Linked DNA regions of Homo sapiens: region 1 is linked to region 2. Evidence: chromatin loops called from intact Hi-C (ENCODE). Cell type or tissue: adrenal gland. All regions are shown on one strand. Each heading gives the region's core, and the rest is flanking DNA. Links, peaks and the distances in the headings are about the cores only.

What was found. Hi-C counts contacts between places; a loop is a spot of excess contacts. Peaks named below come from ENCODE experiments on the same cell type or tissue, not always from the same donor. Only the 100,000 strongest peaks of a DNase experiment are listed, where the experiment ranks them.
Region 1: it touches region 2 in a loop (2.5-fold over the local background); 2 of 110 quality-filtered maps call a loop at or near these places.

What each region holds. Positions count from the first base shown.
Region 1 is chr10:49,754,548-49,766,522 of GRCh38, reverse strand. It overlaps OGDHL (oxoglutarate dehydrogenase L), which reads left to right and starts at 4,200. Exons shown (of 23, transcript NM_018245.3): 1 at 4,200-4,284; 2 at 7,930-8,134; 3 at 9,577-9,747. The coding sequence starts at 7,931. RefSeq lists a silencer at 4,240-4,449 and enhancers at 7,557-8,066, 8,067-8,578. In adrenal gland, for the core only: no CTCF peak of the experiment used is centred there; DNase peaks (open chromatin) are centred at 2,482, 4,352, 5,441, 6,409 and 2 weaker places; H3K4me3 peaks cover 755 bases.
Region 2 is chr10:49,616,522-49,628,496 of GRCh38, reverse strand. CHAT (choline O-acetyltransferase) reads right to left here. Exons shown (of 15, transcript NM_020549.5): 2 at 11,895-11,975; 3 at 8,581-8,772; 4 at 7,884-8,002; 5 at 6,347-6,400; 6 at 2,844-3,024; 7 at 712-889. Among named protein-coding and RNA genes, the nearest start is that of CHAT, 8.5 kb to the right of the region's middle. In adrenal gland, for the core only: no CTCF peak of the experiment used is centred there; no DNase peak of the experiment used is centred there; H3K27me3 peaks cover 121 bases.

The DNA of each region.
Region 1 (11,975 bases), core at 1,501-9,500, 140 kb before region 2:
CATTATTGAATGCAAAATTATAGAGATGGAGAACTGATTAATGGTTTGGAGGGGTTAAGGAGGAGGTGATGTGGGAGGGAAATAGGTGTGGCTATAGAAGGGCATTTTGAGGGATCCTTGTGGTGATAGAAATGTTTTATATAGTAGTTTGTGCTTATCCTGGGGAGATACGTTCCAAGGCCCCCATGGATGCCCAAATCCTCACATAGTATCAAACCCTATATATACCCTGTTTTTTCCTATACATACCTATGATAATTTTTTTTTCTTTTTCTTTTTCTTTTTTTTTTTTTTGAGATGGAGTCTCACTCTGTTGCCCAGGCTGAAATGCAGTGGCACTCTTTCAGCTCACTGCAACCTCCACCTCCTGGGTTCAAGTGATTCTCCTGCCTCAGCCTCCCGAGTAACTGGGATTGTAGGCAACCATCACCACACCCGGCTAATTTTTTGTATATTTAGTAGAGATGGGGTTTCACTATGTTGGCCAGGCTTGTCTCAAACTCCTGACCTCAGGTGATCCACTTGCTTTGGCCTCCCAAAGTGCTGGGATTACAGGTGTGAGCCACCATGCCTGGCCCATACCTATGATAAAGTTTAATTTATAAATTAGGCCTAGTAAGAGATTAACAACAATAAGTAAGACTATAAAAGAAAAATTATAATAATAGACTGTAATCAAAGCTATGAAAATGTGGCCAAAGCATCTATAAACAAAGTTAAGACAAGTGACAGACTGGGAGAAATGTTGCAACATTTACAACCTACAAAATATTCTTATTCAGAATATGTACAGAGTTTATGTGAATTCAAGCAAAATATAAACAACCTGATAGAAAAATGAGCAAAGTCTATCAATAGGCAATTTGTAGAAAAAGAATACAAAATAAGAAACATATAAAAAGAAACATATAAAAACATATAAAAAGATTTTCAGGCCGGGTGCGGTGGTTCATGCCTATAATCCCAGCACTTTGGGAGGCCAAGGCGGGCAGATCACTTGAGGTCAGGAGTTCAAGACCAGCCTAGTCAACATGATGAAACCCTGTCTTTACTAAAAATACAAAAATTAGCTGGGCATGGTGGTGTGTGCCTATAGTCCCAGCTACTTGGAAAGCTGAGGCAGGAGAATAGCTTGAATCCAGGAGGCAGAGTTTGCAGTGAGCCAAGATCACGCCATCGCATTCCAGCCTAGGTGACAGAGCGAGACTCCACCTCAAAAAAAGAGAGATTTTCAAACTCGCTTATCAGTTTTATGCTAACTAAAACAAAATGTGATTTTTCACCTATCAGACTGGCATAAATGAAAGAAAACTGATAATAAATCTTGGCAAGGATGTAAGGGAGTGGGAACTCAAAAACACTAATGAGGAAGTATTCAGTGGAACGGTCTTACTAGATATTTATTATACATATTAAACTGCAAAGAATATATATCTTTTGACCCATTGTTAAACTTAATTTAGAAATCAGGCTGGGCATGGTGGCTCACTCCCATAATCCCAGCACTTGGGAGGCCAAGGTGGGGGATGATGAGGTCAGGAGTTCAAGACCAGCCTGGCCAACATGATGAAACTCCATCTCTACTAAAAATAAAAAAATTAGCGAGGCATGGTGGTGGGAGCCTGTAATCCCAGCTACTCAGGAGGCTGAGGCAGAAGAATTGCTTGAACCTGGGAGGTGGAGGTTGCAGTGAGCTGAGATCCAGCCACTGCACTCTAGCCTTGGTGACAGAGCAAGACTCCATCTTGAAAAAAAAAAAAAAAAAGAAAAAAAGAAAGAAAGAAAGAAAGAAAGAGAAATCAATGTTACCATAGTAGTTTTGCATGTACTAAAGGGAATATATAGGAGGACTCTTTTCTCCTTTTTTTTCTGTAAATGTCAAAAGAAATGGAAATGTTCATTCAATGGGAGAGAAGTGACATACAGTCACCATACATCCCTATAATGAATACAACATACCCATGAAAAAGAATGAGGTGGTCCTACACATACTGAGTTTAAATAAAAATCTTCAAGACAAGGGAAAAAAAGAAACAAGTCGTGGAACTATATTCTAGTGTGATCCATTTCATATTTTTATGTATATGTTTGTAGAAGCATATGGATATAAATACATAAACAATTTTGTAAAAATGTTTGCCAAACTGGCCAGTAGTTATCTCTGGAAGGAAAAAAAAGAGGTGAGGTTGGGGCAGGTGGAAGGGGGCTTTTCACATTTTGTTCTGTATCCTTCTGTATCATTTAAGTTCTGTACAACTAGAATAAATAAAAACTTCCATGTTCTGACACACACACACACACACACACACACACACACACACACACGCCACAGGCATGGGAAAAAAAGAAAGGTGTCTGTTTCTGAAGATCTCTGCAAAGCCTACAGCCACTGCCACTAATCCTCTCAGGCTTCTGAGAATGGCAGCCACCCTCATGGGAGCGTTGATTGCCCCAAATGTTTGCTTTAATCAATGCAATTAGCAGAACACCAATTAGGCTGGAAGGCTGAAAGGCTCTGAAGCCTTTTGATTTGCAAGAGCCTTGTTCCTGCCTGCTGCTCTGTGTCAGGCTTTCCATCTTTCTTAATCGGTGACTCTGACTTGTAAACTTTTCCACTATTACCCCAAACTGCAGCTTCTCCTTTTCCCTAGCTCACTGAGAAGTTCCACTGTGCCCAAGTCACTAAAGCCAGACACCTGTGAGTTATCTATGTCTCCACCCTCATATCTGGTCAACCACTAAACCCCGTGGAGCTGATCCCCGTAAGTCTCTCAAATCTGGCCACCTTACTCCGTCTCTACTGCAAGTACATTACTGCCTCTCACCCGGAATTTGAATTTTGAAAAACAGAAGAGCCTTGAAGAGACAGTTCCTCTATGGCTCAGCCCTGCTTCCTGAAGTAAATTTTCAGCTTTCCTCTGATTCTGTGAGTTGCCTTATATACAACCTTCATATCAACTCGTTTTCGGCTGAAGCTAGCCAGGTCATTTTTGGTGCTTGTGTCCAAAGAATTCCCAATGAACCCTGCCCTTCTGCACCAGATAAAATCTTACTCATCCTTCAGGATCCAAGTCAAGTGTCCATTTACTCACTCAGTCATTCATTCAACAAATATTTACTGAAAAATACCATGATAGTGCTGTGTTAAGTGCTGAAGATTCTTGACCACATGTATCCCTAACTGTCTCCAAATAAAGAACTTTTGGGAGACTTCAGGTGCAGAAGTTAGTTGTATTCCTTTCTTCGTGGCACTCTGTCAGCAGTGATCTGGGTAATTGATTAATTACCTCATATCCACATTCCCCATCCTCCTCCCTCGACAAGCAACCATATTAATTGGTTTGATATGTACTTGAATATATTCTTGTGAAGTGCATACTGTAGTTTTGAGATTAAAATTCAAGAGTGTAAGTGTAGAAGCAGAGAAGCCAGTTAGGAGGCTGCTGCGATAATCCAGGAGAGATTTGATGGCAACTTGAACCACAGGTATGTTATGTTCCTATACAAGAAATCCCTGCATTTAAATGAGAACAAAACCCAACAGAAAGCTGAAAAAAATACAACAGAAAACCCCAAACTAACAAACAACGGGAGATGCAAATGGTTGATAACCAGAGAAATGCAGATTAAAACAATAACAGGACATTGCATCTGCTATTCTGATAATAATTAGAAAGTTGATCTCTATCCCAGAGAAAGTTCCACGCAGGATCCTAAGGGAATGTGTATGAAGAAGTTCATTGCAGCCTTGTTTGTGGCCACGGGGTGGTGAGGACAGCCTGGGTCACCATCAGTGGGAGGATGAATGGGTAAAATGTGTATCAGATTTGGGGTAAGCACTTTTCACGCATTATCTCATCTTTTTTTCAAAACATCCCTAAGATAGTGGAACTTTTCATAGCATTCCCATTTTACAGACGACAAAACAAAACCTATCCTCTCCTACACACAAAGGCTGCTTGTCGTCTGGTACATTCGTCCTAGTTTTAGGACGAGCACACGGGGTTCAGGGCCTCAGCCCCGTTCTGCGGTCTCAGAGAGGAGTCCCCCCTTCGGCCGTGGGCGACCTCGGGCCTGGGCCGCCAGCACCGTGGACAGCGCCAGGAGCGGGGCGGGGCATCCATGGAGACGTCACGACGCGCGGAGTCTCAGGGGCGCGCGCCCGTGGGCGGCTGCGTCACGTGACCCAGGTAATTGGCACGGCGCGCGCGCACCCCTTCCGCGCAGCCCCCTGACCTGCAGCCTCCGGACCTCGCTGCAGCGCGGACCCGGCCCGCCCGCCCGGTGAGCGCGGCGGCCCGCCCCCTCCCGGTCCCTGCGCCGCTGCTTCTCCTGCCGTCCTGGGGACCGGCCCCACAGCTCCTCTCTCCTGGGTCCTGGGGCGCCGCTGCCCGCAGCCCTGAGTCTGGCCCCGCCGGGGGGAGGGGGAGGAGGAACAGACTGTGACCTTGGCTCTGACCTTGGCTGGCCGTGGCCTCCCCCGGGACCCCCAGCCCATCGCGCGCGTACCACCCGGCTAGTCCAGGGTCCTGCGCAGAGGAGCGGGTGCTCGCGGTGGGTTTCTCCAGCCCGAGGACTTCAGACTGCCCCGCGCCTTCCGTGGCCAGGGGAGGGCCCGGAGCTGCGAGGGCTGTGCGGGGGATGGGGAGGGTCAGCGCTGTGCACCTGGCGGGACCCATAGGCAGCTTCGGACTACCAAGGAGCCTAATAGACGGTTTTAACCGCGGTCTCCGATTACAGATGAGAAAACTGAGGCCTGAGAGAGGGCGGCATGGCCTGAGGTCGCTGCTTGCATGGGATGCGCTTCTTCCGCCCCCCGGGAGATGTGGGAGGGGGACGGGGTAATCCCGAGGCCACAGCAGGCTGCAGTACGCATTCGCCGAACCGGAGAGACCCTTTGACGCCCCTCGGCCACCTGGCTCAAGCAGGCCCTAGCAGCCCCTCCCCAGTGTCTTGGAACAGGCCCCAACTAAATAGAATTGCGGTTTGTTGCTGAGCAAAAGCTCATCTGCTTCTCAGAAAGTGGGGTCAGAGTAGACCTGCTGCTGAGAGAATCCAGGCTCTGCTGCTGCCCAGCTTGGAGGGCCCTCTGGGGAGAACCCTTCCCGGCCTCTGTTTACTGATCTCTGCAATGGGTGCATTAGGGAGTAGTCCTCACTAGGGCACCCCAGACAGGGTTGTGTGTGTGGGAGTCTTAGTGGCCATGGTGTCGGCAGTTTTCTGGGGTTGGGTTGAGGTTCTGAGGTTGGGTTGGGGATGCTATGTGACCTTGTCCTCAGAGAAGAGACCCCCAAGAGATACCCAGGGCAACTCTGCTGGAGTCTGGACTGGGCAGGGGGTTGCACAGGGCACCTGACTCTCACTCCTTGTTGCTGTCCTTGACTGTATGGGCAGGAACTAGTAGGGCTGGCTTGGGCTCTGGCTCTAGATACTGAGCCCTCATGCCCTGCTGGGATGCAGGTGGGGGTGGGTGGCAGGCTGCCCTCCTGCCAGGCTGGGTCAAGGTCACAACAGTGCCCAGTGGCCAACCCAGACTGTTTAGTGTTTATAAAACAGTGTTCCTGCACCGGGCCATTCTGGACACAGCCAGACTTTGTCCCTATCTGGCCCAAACTGCCCCATTCCCCTGTGGGGGTGGGAGTGGCGCTGGCAGAGGGAGCAGCTCTGGCTCAGCTGATGGGAACTGCATCGCTAAGAGAAATCTGGCTTACATATTGACTGCAGTGATCAGGGCACAGTCGCTGGAACCCCACACAGCCCTGTCACTCACCAGATTAGCCAGCTTAGCCTCTTGCACCTCAGTTTCTCTGTTTATAAAGTGGAACTGATATGAGTGCCCACCCCATGGGATGTTGGGAGGATTAAATGAGCACAGTATCTGTCCTAGAATCAGTGCTCCTGACGGTGCCTATTATGTTTATTCCCATGACGATGGTCTTGATATCTAGTTTCCTTTGCCATAGACTGGGGATGATAAAGCGTCCTGGGTTGTGGATTCTTTTTGATGCTCTAGAAGATTCTCCCTGATGCTTCAGGAGCTCCTGGGCCTAGTGGCCAGCTGGGCTGGCACGACCTTCTCTTTGCCCAGGCCTCTAGGATAGTCAGAGGTGGAACAGGAGTTGGGACCCTGGCTGCCTGACCCCAGAGCTCATGCCTGGCACTTGGAGAGGTGCTGCTCCCAGAGGAGCCGGCCCCAAGTGCCCCGCGCTCTAGGGCTTGGCATCACTGGCTCGTGGGCTGGGCCACATGACCCGAAGCCTCAGGGGCTGAGCATTGGGGAGGGAAACTTGGGGGCACTCAGAGGCTCCCAAGCTCACCTCCCTCCTCCCTGCAGTGGAATCTTTTTTGTTTTGAAAATTTTCTCTGTTCAGGCTTGCTGCTGGTTGCCCCAGGAGCCTGTCCTCCCTCCATTGAGGTGACATCACCCCTTTCCTCTGGCTCATGTGAGTTAGAAGGAGGGCTGTGCCCTGCCCTCTGGTGGGGCCTGACCTTTTGTGGAAAGTCCAGCCAGTGAGTTTCTGGTGACATGGTTGAGCTGATGGCAGGGGTGAGGCAGAAGGGTGCAACAGGTGTTGGCTGAGCACACCTGACCAGGAGCGTTGGCTCAGGGCCTGGCCTGGGCAGTACTTGGAAGCCAGTTATACCCCAGAATGCACATTTTCTGGGGCCTGAGCTGTCCAGGGGTAGGGGACTCCTCCCGCCTGGGCGACCCCTTGTGGGGTGGTCCTTGCACCCAGCTTACAAGCTGGGCGGTCTGGGCAGGAGGGCATTAGCTGGTATTCATGGGGAGCTGCTCTATGGCAGTGGCTGTGCTGGAGCAGAGGAAGGGGTTCTGCTCACAGTTGTAGGGTGGGGAACAGAGGTCCCACTTTACACATCATGTGTAGGATGAGGTGGCAGGGGTATGGGGTGATCTGGGACCTCAGTAGGCCCTATCAACCCCTAACCTGCCTGGATAGGGATATCTGGGGGGTTCTCCAGGATTGGCAGAGGGCTCTTAGAACTCTTACCGTCTGCGGAATAGAGAAAGCCCCCATCACTGAAAGCCCAAGATTTAGATATTTTCCCTGGGAAGGCACAGGTGACAGAGTGAGGTGAGATGAGCTGCAGGGCCTGGTTCCCCGTGGTCTGGGTGGGCTTCCAGTCTGTACCTGCCTGGACTGTTAGCTGTCTTGAGTGGCGCTGGGCTGGGCCTGGGGCTGCCTTCCATTCTACTCTTCCTGCCCCTCCAGACCTTAGCCCTTCCTGCAATGAAGTGGGGCTATTGTTGGGCCTAGTGTCACCAGCCTTCTGGCTGGGCCTGGGAGAGAGGGCACTCTGGCCCAGGATTGCAGTCACAGGGAGTCACTGGTCACTTTTGGTCGCAATGACTAGAGCCACAGCCCTCCTGAGATAGTGTGCCTCTATCACCCCCGACACCTGTGCTCACTGGATGCTTTTGCCCCTGCTTTTCCCTGACCATGCACAACACACCTGACCCCTGGAGGACTGCCTGCCCTGGTTCTAGGGTGGTGGGCCTGAGACCCACTCCTTCTTGGTGGTACTCCCTGCACCTGCCCTGTGGCTCTCCGAGTGGGCTCCAGGACCTAGGTGGGTGCTCCCTGAGGCAGGGCCTGGGGAGTTCATGTCTCTGCACAGGCTTTGGGGACTATCCGGGAAGGAGTGTGGTCTGGGATGAGTGTGGCACAGCAGGGCTGGGGCTCAGGGCTGTTTGATATCTATTGATAGAGTTTACTGAGCTGGGAGCTTCCACCAGACAGTAAGCCCAGGGGGCTGGGAGAGTGTCACATTCCCAGTCTCATCACTGCCTAGCCCAGCACCATCTGCCCAGTGGGAATGACAAGTGCTGATGAGCGGACAGTGGCTTGGTAGAGCCTCTTCCTGTCTTGGTCCTGCCATTTATGCCTCTCCTTCATTGCCTGTGTCCAGAATGAGTCAGCTGAGGCTGCTGCCGTCCCGTCTTGGGGTACAGGCTGCGAGGCTCCTGGCTGCACATGACGTCCCGGTGTTTGGCTGGCGCAGCAGGTCCTCCGGGCCACCGGCCACCTTCCCAAGCAGCAAAGGTGGAGGCGGCTCCAGTTACATGGAGGAGATGTACTTCGCCTGGTTGGAAAACCCCCAGAGTGTCCACAAGGTCAGCATCCCCACCCTACCCTGGGCCACCGCAAGGGAGGGAAGCCCTCGGGGGCCGGGCTGTGGCAGGGCAGTGGGGAGAAGCAGCTTGCCTGCTGTGTGATCCTGGGCAGGTTTCTTTGCCTCTCAGGTCCTCAGTCATCAAAGCCTGTTGCTTTCCCTTTGCTGAATCAGCCAGTGGGTGGTGGTTTTGATTGAGAGGCCCTGGCCATGTCCTGCTCAGCCACACCTGAGCCCTGCCGTGCCCCCTTTGTCGTGCTATGCTGCCTCCATATGCTCCTTTGTATGTAATTAGGGACATACGTGTTTGTGTATGTATTGATCTGATAAAATAAATACTTGCTGATAGTAAAGAAAAAAATTAAATTAGATGGGAGGGTGAAAAGTGAAGTTGTTCTCTGACCCCTTCACCTGCAGTGGAAAGCAGTGCAGTCACATGATCCAAAGCCAGAAGGTATAAGAAGTTACACAGTCAGAAAGCTCCCTCCTAATCTATCCTCATCTGCTCAGTTCCCACTGTCCCCCAACTTAGTGTCCTCTATATCCTTTCCAAGACTTGCATTAGGTAAACTTACTGCAAATGTAACTCTGGATTTGTCTCCCTTTACGCAAAAGTAACCTGTAACACATACTGTTTTGCTCCCTGCTGTTTTCGCTTGGTGATGTATCTCCAAGATCTTTCCATATCAGTACATGAAGAGCCTCACTATTCACTCTGTCCAGCTGTGTAGTATTCCATTGCATGTATGTGCCACCCCTATTCCTGCTGATGGACATCTGGTTCATTTCTAGTCTCTGACTGTGGCGAACAGTGCTGCAGTGCATCATCTTACACCTTCATCATCTTGCACCTGCAGAGCCATCTGTAGGGTAAATTCCCCAAAGTGGAATAGTTGGGTCCAGGAGTGGCTGTGTATAATTTTGATGGGTATTGCCAAGTTGCTTTCCATGGGGATTGTACCAACTGAGTCTCCCACCAGTGCCGTATGGGAGTGCACGGAGGAAAGCGCTTTTACATTGTTCTTATGGAAAACACATGCAAATGCCTGTGTGTGTTCACATCTGCTTTTTGCTTCTACACAGAGAGTAGCAGCCATACATCCTCTTCTGCTTCATTCACTTTAAAACGTATCTTGGCAATATTCCATGTCCACAATACTGAAAGCACCTTTTTAAAAGACTGTGTAATCTTCCAGATTCTAAATGTAAAATCGTTATTTAGCCAGTTTTCTATGGATAGCCATGTAGGTTGTTTTCACATTGTCAATTTTTGTAAACAGTTCTGCAGGGAACATCGTTGTATGTACATCTAGGCACCCTGGGAAGGCCCTGAGAGCTGTGGTCCTCAAGGAAGACCTGACACTCCTTGGGGCCCCAGCCTGGGCCACCCCTGACTCTTCCCAGGCCCTGACCTGGCTGCGTTCTTGTTTCTGCCCTGCCTAGTCCTGGGACAGCTTCTTCAGGGAAGCCAGCGAGGAAGCCTTTTCTGGCTCTGCTCAGCCACGGCCCCCTTCTGTTGTCCATGAGAGCAGGTCTGCAGTCTCAAGTCGGACCAAGACCAGCAAATTGGTGGAGGACCACCTGGCTGTGCAGTCCCTGATCCGGGCCTACCAGGTGAGGGGCAGCTGAGGCACAGCCTGGGAGGCTGCACTGGCTCCTGGGGTGTGGCCAGGCACTGAAGGGAAGGGGTCTCAGCTCCAACATCATCTCCCCAGAGAGCCCTTCTCCTTGTCCTCTACTGAGCGGCACCTACTCCTCTAGCCAGTCTTTGCCACATCACCATTCAGAGCACTTACCACCTGCTTGAATTTTTTTTTGTGCATACTGACTTGTGTCCTTGTGGTCTGTTCCTTGCACACACCATGCCCCGAGTACGTGGAGGAGCACTTAGTAAGGGATCAATTCCAAAGCCTGTTGAATGAGGGGTGAGTAGATTAACCCTTGTTAATTCTGTTTTCTCCTCTAGAATGGGCATCCTGGGAGAACAGGGACTGATACAGCAGGTGCCTAATTCATGTTTATGGAATGAATGGTTCAGTAAACAATTCTCCCCCACCAGTTGCTCCTCCTGGAGACTTAGGCTCTCCCATGCTGGGCCCCTGCTCTGTCAGAGTCCCAGTGATGGTGTGTGTTTTTGGTCTTGACCAGACAGGACTAATTGGAGGACTGCTGCGGTGTTCAGGCCATAACAAGCGTAATCATTTGGAATATCTCTGGGAACTGCTGGCAGGAGGTATTCCGTCAGGGAAATGTGAGGCAGCAGCAAGCCACAGCAAGGCTAGGGTACAGGGGGGCATTAGCAAATGGAAATGATGCTTTGCCTCTGAATGAGCTGCCCAATCTGTGGGATGGAACAGAGTTCCCTGTACACCACCCACCTGGGGATGGAAGAGGGAAGGTGAGCAGGGTTGGGTTCCCTTCTGGCCTGAGGACCCATCAATTGTGGGCCACCTAGGAGCAAACAGCAGCTATTGTGTATTGTGTCTTTCCTGGCTGGCTGAAAGAAGCAGACAGTGATCTAACCCTTGACTTCAAAAATGAAGAACAAGGATGTAAAACTGTATATTAAATACAGGGAAACGTTCAGGGTGCTGCCCGAGGGCCTTATCTTCTAAGCACAGATCTCAGCCCTTCAGTAGCTCTTTGTTCTTTGATTAACCAAGACGAGGCATTAGAGAGTTTTCCTGGCAGGGTGGCTTCTGGATTCAGGTGTGTTACTCTGTTGTGCCTGGTGTGGATGAGCTCCCACCAGGAGGGCTGCAGCCCCTTACAGGCGAGTAGCAGGCACAGCTGTGGTTAGAATCACCTGCACACTGTGCTGAAAAAAAAACACTGTATTATTATAAGCATTTTCAAACATATAAAAGGCAGAAGGATAGTGCAGTGAGCCCACCACCCATCAATCATGGCCAGCCTTGTTTCATCAATTTCCCCCTTAGCCCCCGCTCACTGCTGATTATCTTGAGGCAGATCCCAGATATAGCATTTCATTCATTGAACATTTCTTTGTGTATGTCTAGAGAAAAGGGCTTCTTAAAAAATGTGCCATGATACCATTATCGCATCTAAACATAATAATGCCTAATATCAAATATGCAGTTGACATTTGTGTTTGCCTTTTGTCCTGTGCTTTCTTTTTTTCTTTTTAGATGGAGTTTTACTCTGTCACCCAGACTGGAGTGCAGTGATGCAGTCTCGACTCACTGTAACCTCTGCCCCACGTGGTCAAGTGATTCTCCTGGCTCAGCCTCCTGAGTAGCTGGGATTACAGGTGCTTGCCACCACGCCTGGCTGATTTTTGTGTTTTCAGTGGAGACGGGGTTTCACCATGTTGGCCAGGCTGGTCTTGAATTCCTGACCTCAAGTGATCTGCCCGCCTTGGCCTCCCAAAGTGCTGGGATTACAGCGTGAGCCATTGCACCCAGCCTGTGCTTTCTTTTTACTGCTTCTTTGAAGCAGGATCCAGCTAAATCCACAGGTTGCAATAGGCTAAAGTGGCTCTTACGTCTCTTGTACTTTGCAGGTTCCCTCTGTTTCTTTTTATGATGTGGAAAAACCAGGTGGTTTGTCCTGTAGGGTTTTCCCAAGTCTGGATTTTGCTGATGGCTTCCTCATGATGTCATTTCATCTGTCCCATTGTCCCATGTAATTTCTGTACTTTGACAATTAGATCTAGAGGCTCGATCCCATAGACATTTGATTTTTTTTTTTTTCAAAATCAGCTTCCTGGTGGTGATGGTGATGGCACTTGAGCAGTTAGCAGCTGTGGATAGTGATTTCCTAGATCCATTAACTCACTAGGGGTTGCAAAAATGGTGATATGCCAATTCTGTTTTGCCTTC
Region 2 (11,975 bases), core at 1,892-9,891:
ACAGATGTGGAGAGTCTGAATAGATTGCCTGACCCAGTAAAATTCTGAGGGGTAAATAAAGACTCACAGAAGTCTTGCTTCTCATCCAGTGTCTCTAACATGGGCAAGGAAGGAGAGCATTCCATCAGCTCCTGGAATAGGACCAGCTTTGGATTTGAAAGTAGTTTCCAGAAGGGTGATGAAAAATTTTCAAGAATATTCCTGGCTTTCTTATGGGAATGCTTGGAGACTTTCATCAGAACAGTGCCACAAGATAAGGGACAGCTTGAAGATGAAGAGTCCCAGGATGGAGAGATCAGGTGAAAGAGGTGGTGAACCACTTTCCCAGAGGCAGGCTCCATCCCACACCCCCATTCAGCGACTCCCCCAGCCACTATCAGTGAGCGCCACCCACCAGGAAAACACACCTGCTCACTTGCAGCCAGCCTTCCTCCAGCTAACTCCCCCGCCCCGCCCAGTATTCTCAGACATCCCCAATTCCAGCACTAGTTAGTCCCACCAAGAAAGCCAGATACTGTCAGATGGAACACGAGGGCACAAAAGGTGGCTTCGGTGGCAAGGCACTGTGGCTGGCCGCAGGGCATGCTGTGGGCCCTGAGCTCCCACACTATGGCTGATGGGGATGAGGCCCTGGCCCAACCCTAGAGGAGGGAAAGCCAATGGGCACGAGCATGAGATGGGCATGGAGATGTGCTGGGCACTGCGGCTGACCTTTCACGAGGACCGTCCTGGCCTCGGCCCACTCGCTCCTCCCGTCAGACGTCAGCAGGCCAATTGGAGGCAAACGCTCGTCCTCGTTGGAAGCCATTTTGACTATCTTTCTCAACTGAGTGAACAGATCCCCCTCACTGAGACGGCGGAAATTAATGACAACATCCAAGACAAAGAACTGTGGGGTAAACAGGTCAAACATGTCACTTGTTGGGTGGCCCGTGGCACCAGGCCTTCACTCAGCCTTCACAGGTAAGCTTGGGGCAGGGATGCTCAGGCCCAAGGTTCCCAAGGTGTTTGGTGGTTCTAGTCTCAGTTTAGGGACCAAGCCAAGGCTGTTGACTGTGCTGGATTCCACGCTGCCCCCAATCAAAGAAGGCAACATTAAACTTAGCCAAAAGAAAATGTGTTTCATGGTTCACGGAATCCATTATGTTTGTGGGGAATGGAATATAAATTGGCACAGCTACTGTTGGAGGGCAGTGTCTATCAAAACTAAAAATGTGCATACCTATGACTAAGCAATTGCACTTATAAATGCATATTTTAGCCTGAGGCTTAGAGAAACGTACCCGTGTGTACCGGAAGACACGAGGAATGTGCCTCTCGGCCTTGTTTGCAACAGCAAAATGGTAGCAAGAGCCTCACTGTTCTCCAGAAGGGGAATGGCTAAGTGAAATGTGGTGTATATGTCTAGGGCATGTCTACCCAGCCATTGAAAAGAGTGAATTAGCAACAGATAGAGCCACAGTGATGGGCCTTAAACACACTGGTGAGTGGAGGAAAAAAAGCAAGCCAGCAATCATATGCAGAGGAAGATTAAAATGGAAAACCAACACACACCATGCGTGCATGTGCACCTACACATGTGTGCATGTGTGTGCACCTTCACATGTATACCTACATGTGCTTTGTATGTCAGCCCTGTGGTTTTGTCATTTTGTAGCTTTGAAGGCTAGAGCCTTGGGCTTTGTGAAGGGTCTATTCCTAGACCCAGGTCAAGATACACTTTTCAGCTGATTGACATGAGTACCTTGTTTTCCCTTCCCCTCCAACCCCCTAGCAGTGTCTGTATGGCCTGGTCTTGTGCAGGGGCCCAGAGCATGTCTGGAAGAGGTGGATACGGTGGCCTGTGGGAGCTGGGAAATACTTGGCTTGACTTTTGAATGAAGATGGGGAAACGTCCTTGGTCTATGGCCAAGGTGTCAGGTGGGCTGCGAGAGCTCCTAGATGGCCTTCAAATCTAGGAACAGAGGTCACAGCTGCCCTCAGATGTCAGGGCTCCACAGAGCTCCCAACTTACTAAAAATGTGAGGAGAGCCCAGGATCACATTGTAGAGCAAGTACCAGGGGAGTCCCTGGGATGGTTGCCAAACTTGGGTTTTAGCAAAGCAAAAACAAAAACAAAACTGTTTGTCAGAGGAAATATTTATGTGAAGCTCAATATATGGAATATATAGTGCAGTGGGCACAGGGAAGAGGTCAGGAGCCCTCATGCTCAGCCTGTCCCCCAGGACCCATGGGTCCTTGTTGGCTCTGTGGAACCCAGTCTGAGGACCTGAGCTGCAGGGGGTAGAGCATGACCTTAGGGCACTGGCCAGACCCAGGATTCCTTCCCACTCTTGGACAGACCACTTAACTTGTCTGAGTCTCATGTCCTCAACTGTCACACAGAGATCCTAAGGCCCCCTCTGCATGGTCACTGTGAGGATTAAGTGGGATGAATGCATGTTAAGTGCTGAGCCCACAGGCTGACACATGAAAGGTCCTATTTGTCAGTCTGTAACACTGTCTGTCTGTGTGTGGTCTCCAGAAAGGCCAGAGCCTGGGTGACTGCATGGAAAAGAACAGATGTACAGGTGGAGGTCTCGATCATGACCCTCAGTGCATCAGTGCTGAAGTGAGAGTCCAGTGAGGATATTCTCAAACTGACGGCTCTCATTCTTAGAAGGCAACTGGTGGAGAGACATGGGACTGACTGGAAGTAGGGGCCCCACTTTGGAGACATGGTGCCCCAGCTCCCTGTGTGACTCAGGGAAGGAGGCTGAGCCCCCTCGGAGAAGGTAATGGACGTGAACGCATGGCCACTGTATGCTCTGTGCCCTCCCTCACCAAGACAAGGGGTTGCTTACCTGATTGCAGCAGGCTACGATGACGTGCTCAGGCTCCGGCATGATGCTGCTGTTCTGAGCCACCAGCGTGTCCTGGGTATGGCCGGGGAGCCGGTAGGAGGAGAAGAGCCCATAGTATTGCTTCATGCAAAGGGGCTGCCCTGACAGCTGGCCTTTGGCACAGTCAGTGGGAATGGAGTGGCTGAAGGAGAGGAGTGGGAAGGGAGGCAGCCACGAGGGGATGGTGGGTGGTGAGGGGAGACAGAGAATGGGTTTTATTGTAACTTGATCAGGCAAAATGGGGCACAGAACCCAGAACTGCATCATCATGGCAGATGCAGAGCTCAATTCTCCACTTTTTAAAGTAGTGGAGGCCCCATTTCCACAACACGTGGAGACCCTCAGAGTTTTCTCAAACCTCTGCCTCATGCACGGCATGTGCAAAGCCTGCCAGTTAGCCTTCTGCATCTTTGCTTATGCTGATCTTCTCTCGGCGTGCCTTTGCCCCAACCCCAGAACTCAACTGTTCTATTCAGAAAACTCCTTCCCCTCCTTCAAGAGCCTACTCCTTTATCATCTCTTTTAGAAGCCTCTTCTGAGGTCAATGCAGGAAGTTCTTTTTCCCTCTGGTCTCAGCATGCCTTGTGCCTATCCTTCCTTTCTCCCTCCCTTTCTTCCATCCATCCACCCATCCATCTATCCATCATCCATCCATATATCCATACATCTACCATACTTCTACCACGAAACATCCATCCCTCCTTCCACCCACCACCCACTCATCTATCCACCATCCACACATCTATCCACCATCCATCTATCCTTGCATCCACCCATCCATCCACCAAGCATCCATCCATCCTTCCATCGACCCATCCATCCACCATCCACCCATCTATCCACCATCCATCCATCTTTCCATCCATCCATCCATCCATCCATCCGTCCATCCATCCTTCCTTCCTTCCACTCTTTCAGCCAACAAATATTTGTGAAGCACGTCCTCCGTATAGGCCAGGCACCATTCTGGGATGTGGGGATATGGCAGCAAATAAGACATGCAGCTCCTGCTCTACTGGGGTGTAAGTCCTAGGATGTGTAGGTAGGGAGTAGACCACAAGCAGCAAACCAGTGAACAGGAGACTGTCAGGTAGTGAGACAGAGTGTTGGCAGGGACAGGAGGTGGTGACCAGGGGCAGTCTCACTGAGGCAGGTTGATTGAGCTGAGCCCTAAGGGTGAAGTGTCCCAAAGCACTGCAACTCAAAGTATGAGTATTGCACTGAACTGCTGTGACTGACCCATGACTTGGTGTAATGCCTGAACCCAGAAATGTTTGTAGCAATGTGATGGGAGTTTTATGTCTGTTGAATCCTGTAATAAAACATTTGGTCTCATATTTCATACCGTTTTTCTAGTAATCAATTTTTTGTTGTTTTTCACAAATTTTACAAAATGAAAGAAAATATATTGGTTCTTCCCCAGAGGCAGCTTGAGAAGCACTGATCAAAGGCAGAGAGAAGCCAGTGGGGCTGAGGCCCAGTGAAGACAGGGCCAGAGAGGTGGGCAGGCCAGGTCCTGTGGGGCTCCAGTGGCAGTGGAGAGGAGCTATCGCCTTATTCTTGGTGCAGTGAAAGCCCTTGGGAGGCTTTAGCACGCAGGGGCATGACTGGGTTTCCATTTTGTTGTTTTACTGACCCTGCTTATATGGGGAGAATGGACTGAAAGGTGTCACAGGAAGAACAAGGAAGGAGGTTGTGGCAGAGAAGGAACGTGATGTCTTGTGAGGGCAGCAGGGAAGGAGGAGGGAGCTTGGGGACACAGTGGGGAGGGAGAATGACCACATCTGAGCACCATGGGTTACATGAAGGTGCAAGGGAGAAAGCAGAACAAGCACAGGTGACTTCTAGGTTCCCAGACTCACCAACAGGGCATGTGCTGGTGCACTTACGGACATGGCTCGACAAGGTATGGGAGGAGTTGGGGAATGGGGAGGGAGAGGCGAAGCTCTCCTGGCTCATTTGTAATGACTGAGAGACACCCCGGTGGGGATGGCTGAGGCTTGGATGAGCGAGTGTGGGACTCAGGGGAAGGGACACAGCTGTATTTTGTGTCTGTTTAAGTGACTGTCTTGCCCAATAGTCTAAGGACATTTTGAGGGGAGGATGAGGCCTTATTTCTCTTCCTCTTCCCAGCATAACTACATTGCAAAGTGAATAAGTAAATTAATTAATTAATTAATTAAAGGTTCAAAACAGGCACTCAGGAAAATGTTCCAGTCTTAAGTCCTTTTCAATCATTGGACATGGGAACCTCCACGTGGATATGCATGGGTATTCGTGTCTGTGTGAGTGTGCACACACATGTGAAAGTCTGGGATCAGAAGGAAAGTGGTCTCGTGGGGGCAGTCAGTGATGAATGGGCACCAAGTCCCCAGGCCCAGCAAGACAATGGTGTTTGAAAACAGACAGGACGGTGAGCTGGAGGGGCGAGTTCTGGGAGGAAATAGAATGCTGTCCACGAAGAAGGGAGAGACCAAAGACACACCATGAGGAGACAACAGCCCAGGGCCTAGTGACCCATGGCATTTAGAGAGGAGTGAGCAGAGCACACAGGAGCGTGTGGTGCAGAATGCCCTGGACAGCCTGAACTGCTCCACCCTGACAGTCTGGGAGCTCTGCCTGCCCCTCTCCAGAGGGAACAGCCCTACCCTGGAAGGGGCTGTGGGTCTGAGCCTCTGTCCCAAGGCTGGGTAAAGACTGAATTGAGTCAAGTTGAACAAAGAGTGAAGTTTGCCCCTTGCCCCCTCCTTGCTCTGCCACCACCTGGCTGTGTAACCATGGATGAGTTACTTAACCTCTCTGAGCTGCAGCTTCCTCATCTGTGCAAGGGATGCTTCTTTGGGCCTCTCTCTCTCCTTCCAGCTTCTAATGCCCTTATAGTCTCTACCTTGAGAGACTTGGGTCCTCCAGACCCGCTTACTCTCCCTGCTGCTCTCAGACACCCTCCTGCTCTCCTAAGCTTGGCCAGGAGAGGGACTTTCTTCCTAAAATCAAAGAGAGCCTGCGGTGCTTGAGCAGCCCTCTCCATCTGTCAGAACAGCCTCATGTCCACTGAGCTTGGTGGGATTGAGGATACAGTCTCCCGCTGGAGACACCATTCCTCCAAGTGGCAAAGCAGAACTCCCATCACCTTACTCTAACAACTCTTCCTTCCCCGCCTTCCTATGTGTTCTCCAGCTTCAAGTGAATTCACTCCACCTGTGCACGTATGTGTGGAGGGAGGAGACATTTTTAAAAGATCAAGGAAGGATGGTGCTTGCCACAGGAAAAGGAACAGTTAACAGACAGGCCAGCCAGGCTAAAGGTCATCCTGATGGTGGGGGAGTGGGTTGGGGCAGGGACATCTGCTCTGTGCCAGGAGCCAGGAATGGGAATACAGAGCTGGAAAAAGACAAGGTCCCTGCAAGGGAGATAGACGCATAGGCAGACTGTGCTGGAACAGGGCACCACCCTCCCAGTCCTACCTGTCCAGCAGGGCCTTGTAGCTGAGTACACCAGAGATGAGGCTGGCTGCAAACCTGCAGGGAGAAGGGAGGCCTGAGCCCTTCCTCCCAGGGCCTGGCTTCCTCCCTCCCTCCCTCCCTTCTGCCTCCCCTCCCTCCTTCCCTCTTCCTTCCATCTCCTTCCTCTTCCCTCCCTTCTCCCTCCCTCCTCCCTCCCTCATCCCCACTGCCAAACTCTGTGATCGCCCATTGTATGCCGCCCCCGTGTGCACTAATCAGATGTGGTTCCTGCACTAATCAGATGTGGTTCTTGCCCCCCAGCCCCATGCCGAGAGCCCACCACAAGCCTTGGATTCAAAATGGTCCTTTGGTGAGAACTGGGGGTCGAGTAGCTCTTGGGGAAGGGAGAGGAAACTGGAATCATCTTGAAGAGGAGAGGGAGCAGAGAGGGAGACGGAAGCTAGGAGAGGCCACAGAGCAGGCCAGAAGGGGTGGAGGGTGAAGGGTGGAGTTCTTCCTTGGAAAAGCCAGCCCTGGGTCTGGACAGGGCAGGACCCCTGGCCTTGTGGAAAATTTTCTCCTGGGAAAAGCCAGTAATTTGGTCCCTTTCCTCCCACCCCCCGGTACTAATGAAAAGGAAATCGAGTGCTTGGGGAAAGGCACTGGAGAAACGAGCAGCGGGAACTGTCATACCAGGATTCTGGGCCTGGCTTAATTGCACCAGGAGGAAAATACCCCCTCAGATGCAATTGTGAGAACTGTTTTCAGAAGTCATTCATCTGTCCACACCTTCCTTCTTCCCTGGGGAGACCCCAGCTACAGTGGGAGGGAAGGCTGGCCAGCTGGTAGGGTGGGGTGGGGAGGTCTTCCTAGCATGGCTAAGCCCTGCCCAGAGGAGAGGTGGGCCCTGCCTCTTGTCCTCGGGCCACTTTGGTCTGCCCTCCCTCTAAACCGTCCCCACCATTTGCCCCACTCAGGTCTTAAGACCAGACTCTGAGTGACTCCAGAAGGGAAACCCTTTCTCCCTGCACCCATCCTCCATTGTCATTAGCGGCCAGAGGCCCTTCCAACGGCTCAGTGAGCTCTGAAATTACAGCAGATGGCACAGGCTCTGGCTGCTGGCAGGGAGGAATTGTTTCCAGCCTTCTGGGGCCTCTGTTTAGAGCTGGGGGCTCTGGAAGGAAGCAGAGGCCCTCTCAGACAGCCTGGGGCAGTGTTTCCCAGGGACAAGTACTGGCGTGGTCCAGGGACACACGCCTCCTCCCAGGGCCTCAGCCAGGTGGAGGCTGTGGGGATATTTGGACCCATGACCTCCATGAGTGTCCATTCCACTGCAAGATAAATATAGACTAAGGCTAATTGTGTGATTGTCACTCGAGTGCAGCCACACCTAACCTTGCTCCCCACCTGATGGCCTGGACGTCCACTGTCTCGGGGCATTTGACCCCAGGAAGCTCAGCCGAGGCTCCAGCTTTGGCCTTTCTTTGCTGGCACTGGGGTAAGGGCCCCTGCCTTGGGTGGGTCCCCAGGTTATGAGCTAGGAGCACCAAGGCCTCACCTCAGCTGGTCATCGGTGCCAGGGAAGTGCTGCCGAGCAAAGATCACGGCAGGGCTGGAGTTGACAGGCAGGGCCAGGCGGTTGTTGAGATACATGTCATTCAGCCAGTACTCAGACACCTGCCGGGGAGGGCAGGGAAGGCCGTCACATCCCCCCAAACAGTCCCATCCTGACAGCCCCGAGAGAAAATCGGGACACTTCACCAGAGCATTAATTCATTCATTCCACAAATATATGCTAAGCCCCAGGTATGTGCCAGGAGCTTCCCAGTCCACCAGGCCTGTCCTTCACCTTTGTGCCCTCCTGTCTCCTTTCTTCTGTCCCAGTCCCCATCCTGGTGGCTTGGTGCTACATCGCTGTCCTCTGCCTGTCCTTACAGGTGTCTTCTTCCTGCCTTTCACCCTCTCTTCTTTCCTAATGCGATCTCTGTCCTCATCTGTCCCAATTCCTGTCCCCGATTTGTCCGCCTCTTTCTCTATCCGTATTTCCCATTCCTCATCTTGTTTGTTTCTCATCCTTGTCCCTTCCTGTCCTCCAATCCATGCCACCTGCCTGTTCCCACACCTATCCCCCATCCCTGTCCCTCATCTCTCCTTCTGCCCTGTCTTTGTCCCCTACCTGCCTCTCACCGAGATCCCTCTGTCTCCAGGTCTGCCTCCCGCCCCTCTTCTATGGGTTCCTTGTCTGCCCCTCTTACCCAGTTGGCTGTCTTCTCCTGCCGCTCCAGGAGTTTCTGCTGCAGGGTCTCGCCGAGGCCACCAGGGGCCCCAAACTGCTGCACAATGGCCTGGCTCTTCCTGAACTGCTCCTCAGACACCAAGTGTCGCATGCACTGCAGGTACGTGGCCAGGGTCTGCTGCAGCGGGGGCACGGGCAGTTTGGGCAGCCCCTGGAAGAAAGGGTTCATAGGCATTGTGCCTCTAGTATGTGCGCCCCATGCCTGTCCCCAAGTTGGTCCCTAGTATCTGTATTGTTCTGCCCCTGTGTTGTTCTCTACCCTGGGACCCCTCCATTTCTAGGGCTCAGCTCAGCAAAATTATGAATTTAGGAAGTTCCTGTTTGGCGTCCCTGACCTCATTGTGCTCTGTCCCCAGAAAGGGATAAAGTGCAGAGGAAAATACGGTGATATTGGCATCAGACAGACCTGGGTTTCTACCCTGACCCTGCCACTGACCAGCTCTGCAAACTTGGGCAAATCAGCCTCCCTCTGTGCCTCAGTTTCTTCCTCTGTAGAATGGGAGTAGTAACCCCTATCTCTCATAGGATCAAACAGAAAATAGATATGAAAGTGCTTTTAAGCCATAAAGGATGGATCTAAGATGAAATAGTCCTGTTATTGATATTGTTGGCTGCTGGTGACTCTTAATTTAGAGATTGTTCCCAGCTGGGGCTCCAGAATCTGATTGATCTCTGGACCTGAAGGGGGCACTCTTAGGGAGAGATTTGGAAGGATAAAAGATGGTTTTGGATGAGAGACATAATTCAGTGCTGCCCTAATGACTAGAATTCTAAAAGAGGGTTCCTCAGAAGATGATTCATGCCCTGAGCTTCTTATAAGTCCCTCCTACTTATAAAACCCAGGCAGGGAATTTTGTTTCATGTGGGTGTTAGGGGCAGGGGTGGGGATGCAGTGGATGTCCTTCCTCTCCGAATCTCTCCAAGCCTCTGCTCCTCATCCATAGGACATAAATAACAATTCCTACCTGAGAGGAACACAGAGAGAATTAAATGGGGGAACAACTGGCCTCAAATAGGCACATCTAAAATGTTATGACCTCGCTATCTTATACTTCCAGAGGAATTCCCAAGAGGAAACCCATATTCTTTGGGGGCCCCAAAGTGTGGCTAGAGTCTAGGAAGAACCCCCAACTCCACCCTTCTATACGCATGCTGTGCCTCTCAGTTCACCAGCAGCGTTCACCACAGAAGGCTTCTGTGTGGCTTCAATTTTGTGACTTCCCATTTATGAATGAGGAAACTGAGTCCCAGAGAGTGGAGCAGCTGGTCCAAGGTCACATACAAATCTGATGGCAGACTAGGAGCTAAAATCAGTCTTCCATGTCCACTCTGCTTCTTTCTCCTGGGTCGTTCTCTCCCTTCCCTTTCACTCCCTTTTCCATTCGTTTCCTCTTCTTGTCCCTCACTTGGCCAGTGACAATAGGAAGGCAGAACTTATAATAATATTGCTTAAATTGTACAGTTTCTTCTCCTGTAAAATGGGGGTAGCAAACCCTGCCTTTCATAGGATTAAAGAGCTAATGTACGTGAAAGTGCTTTTAAGCCATAAAGGATAGATCTAAGATGAAATAGTCCTGTTATTGATATTGTTGTCTCCTGGTCAGTCTTAATTTATAAACTGTTCTCAGCTGGGGCTCCAGAATCTAGCTGATCTCCGGACCTGAAGGGTGTACTCTTGTGGAGAGATTTGGAAGGATAAAAGATGGCTTTGGATAAGAGACATAATTCATTGCTGCCCTAATGACCAGAATTCTGCAATATGGTTCCTGGGACACACTGGTAGACAGTGAGGCACCTTCCTTCAGGGGCTTCTTTGTGCAGTGATGAGTTTCCATGAGACAGTAAAGGGTTCCTCCCCATAGGCTGCAGAGTGAATGGGCCCCTTAAAAGCACCTCCTTCTCTGCCCCTGCTGCTGATGGATGAATGACGGCCCTCTGCCTGTCTGATCCTGCCTCTAGGGTTCACTTCTCTGGCAACAGTGGGGTGTCAGTGCCAACTACGGGCTGCTCCTGCCCTGGGGAATGATGCGAGGATGGATCTGGACAGCATCCCAGACTGCCCTGCCCAACCCCAGTGAGCCAGGTCTGGGCCCCCAACCCAGCTGATCTTGTTCTTCCATCTCTTGCGGTGGGGGGGGTGGTCTGTGTGATGGGTGGGTGAGCACCTACAGAAAGCCCAGCCCAGTTAGTGACCTGGCCAAAAGGGCCCACAAGTCTGGCTAGATCCTCTGCCAGACACTGCTCCCCTTCTTCCAGGCTCTGACAGTGCGCTGTGACTTAGCCTGGCTAACAGGGAATCAGCAGTGGGTAAAAAGGAATAAAGCAGGAAATCGCAGCTCAGACATCTCAACCCCCCAGGGATCCTCCCCAGACTCTCCTGGACTTCTGGCCCTGTGCTAAGGAGTGTCTTTGGACCTGGGAGTCTCAGATCAATGCTCCAAAACTCCATGTTTCCTGGGCAGTTCATGTGAGTCAGATCCTGGGCTGGACTCAGAGACGATGGAGAAACAGAGCCTGCTCTGAAGGAAGCCACAGCCCAATGGGGTGGGTAGAGAAGCATGCCAGTGGACCAGAGGTGACAATAGATGTTTGTCAGCTGCAGAATTCAGGGCAATGGAGTGAACAGCTTCTTGGGGAGAAGCCAGAAAATTCTGCTCAGGGTTTCAAATGAGGGCTGGGGGAAAGGGGAAGGGGGAAGGGGGAAGAGGAGTGGCAAAAAGACAAGTGTGGGAGAGGGGAAACACATGCAACCACCTGAAGTCAGGTGTGTTGCTCTGCCACCCGAAGGCTGGCTGGGGCGGGAGGGAGGATGCCTGCCCAGGGAGGATGGCATTGTCTCAGGCCAGTGGAGAACATGGTGCCTAAGGCTCCAAGGCTGAACTAGTGATAGCAGCTGGAGCTGGGACTTGCAGGGCTTGGAGTAGGAATTCAGCCCCACCCTAAGGCAAAATCACTGGGCTCAAAGCTATCAGAAGTGGAAGCTGGGATGAAGAGAGGCCCTGGAAGGAAAGATAGGGCCTAGCCTGGCCAGGGGATTTGGAAGTTAAGCTCTTAGCATTTCCTTGGCACCCTGAGGCCCGTCTCAGCCCCTCCAGGCCCTTCTGGGATCCTCAGCAAGCTGGGGGTGGAGCTGTAGCCTGGGCCTTGTGCCAGTAGAGGGCAGGGCTGGGGCCAGGCAAATGCTGGGGGCCAGTCCCACTCAGGACTGTTCTAGAAGCAAGGGCATGTAGGTGGGGAAAGCAGGGTTGAGAGAGGGCTCCAAAAGTCACTCACAGACTCCTCACTGCTGGGAGTTTTTGCTGCCATCTTACGGGGGACCTTTTCCAGGATGGGCGTCTTGGTGAGTCCTGGTGC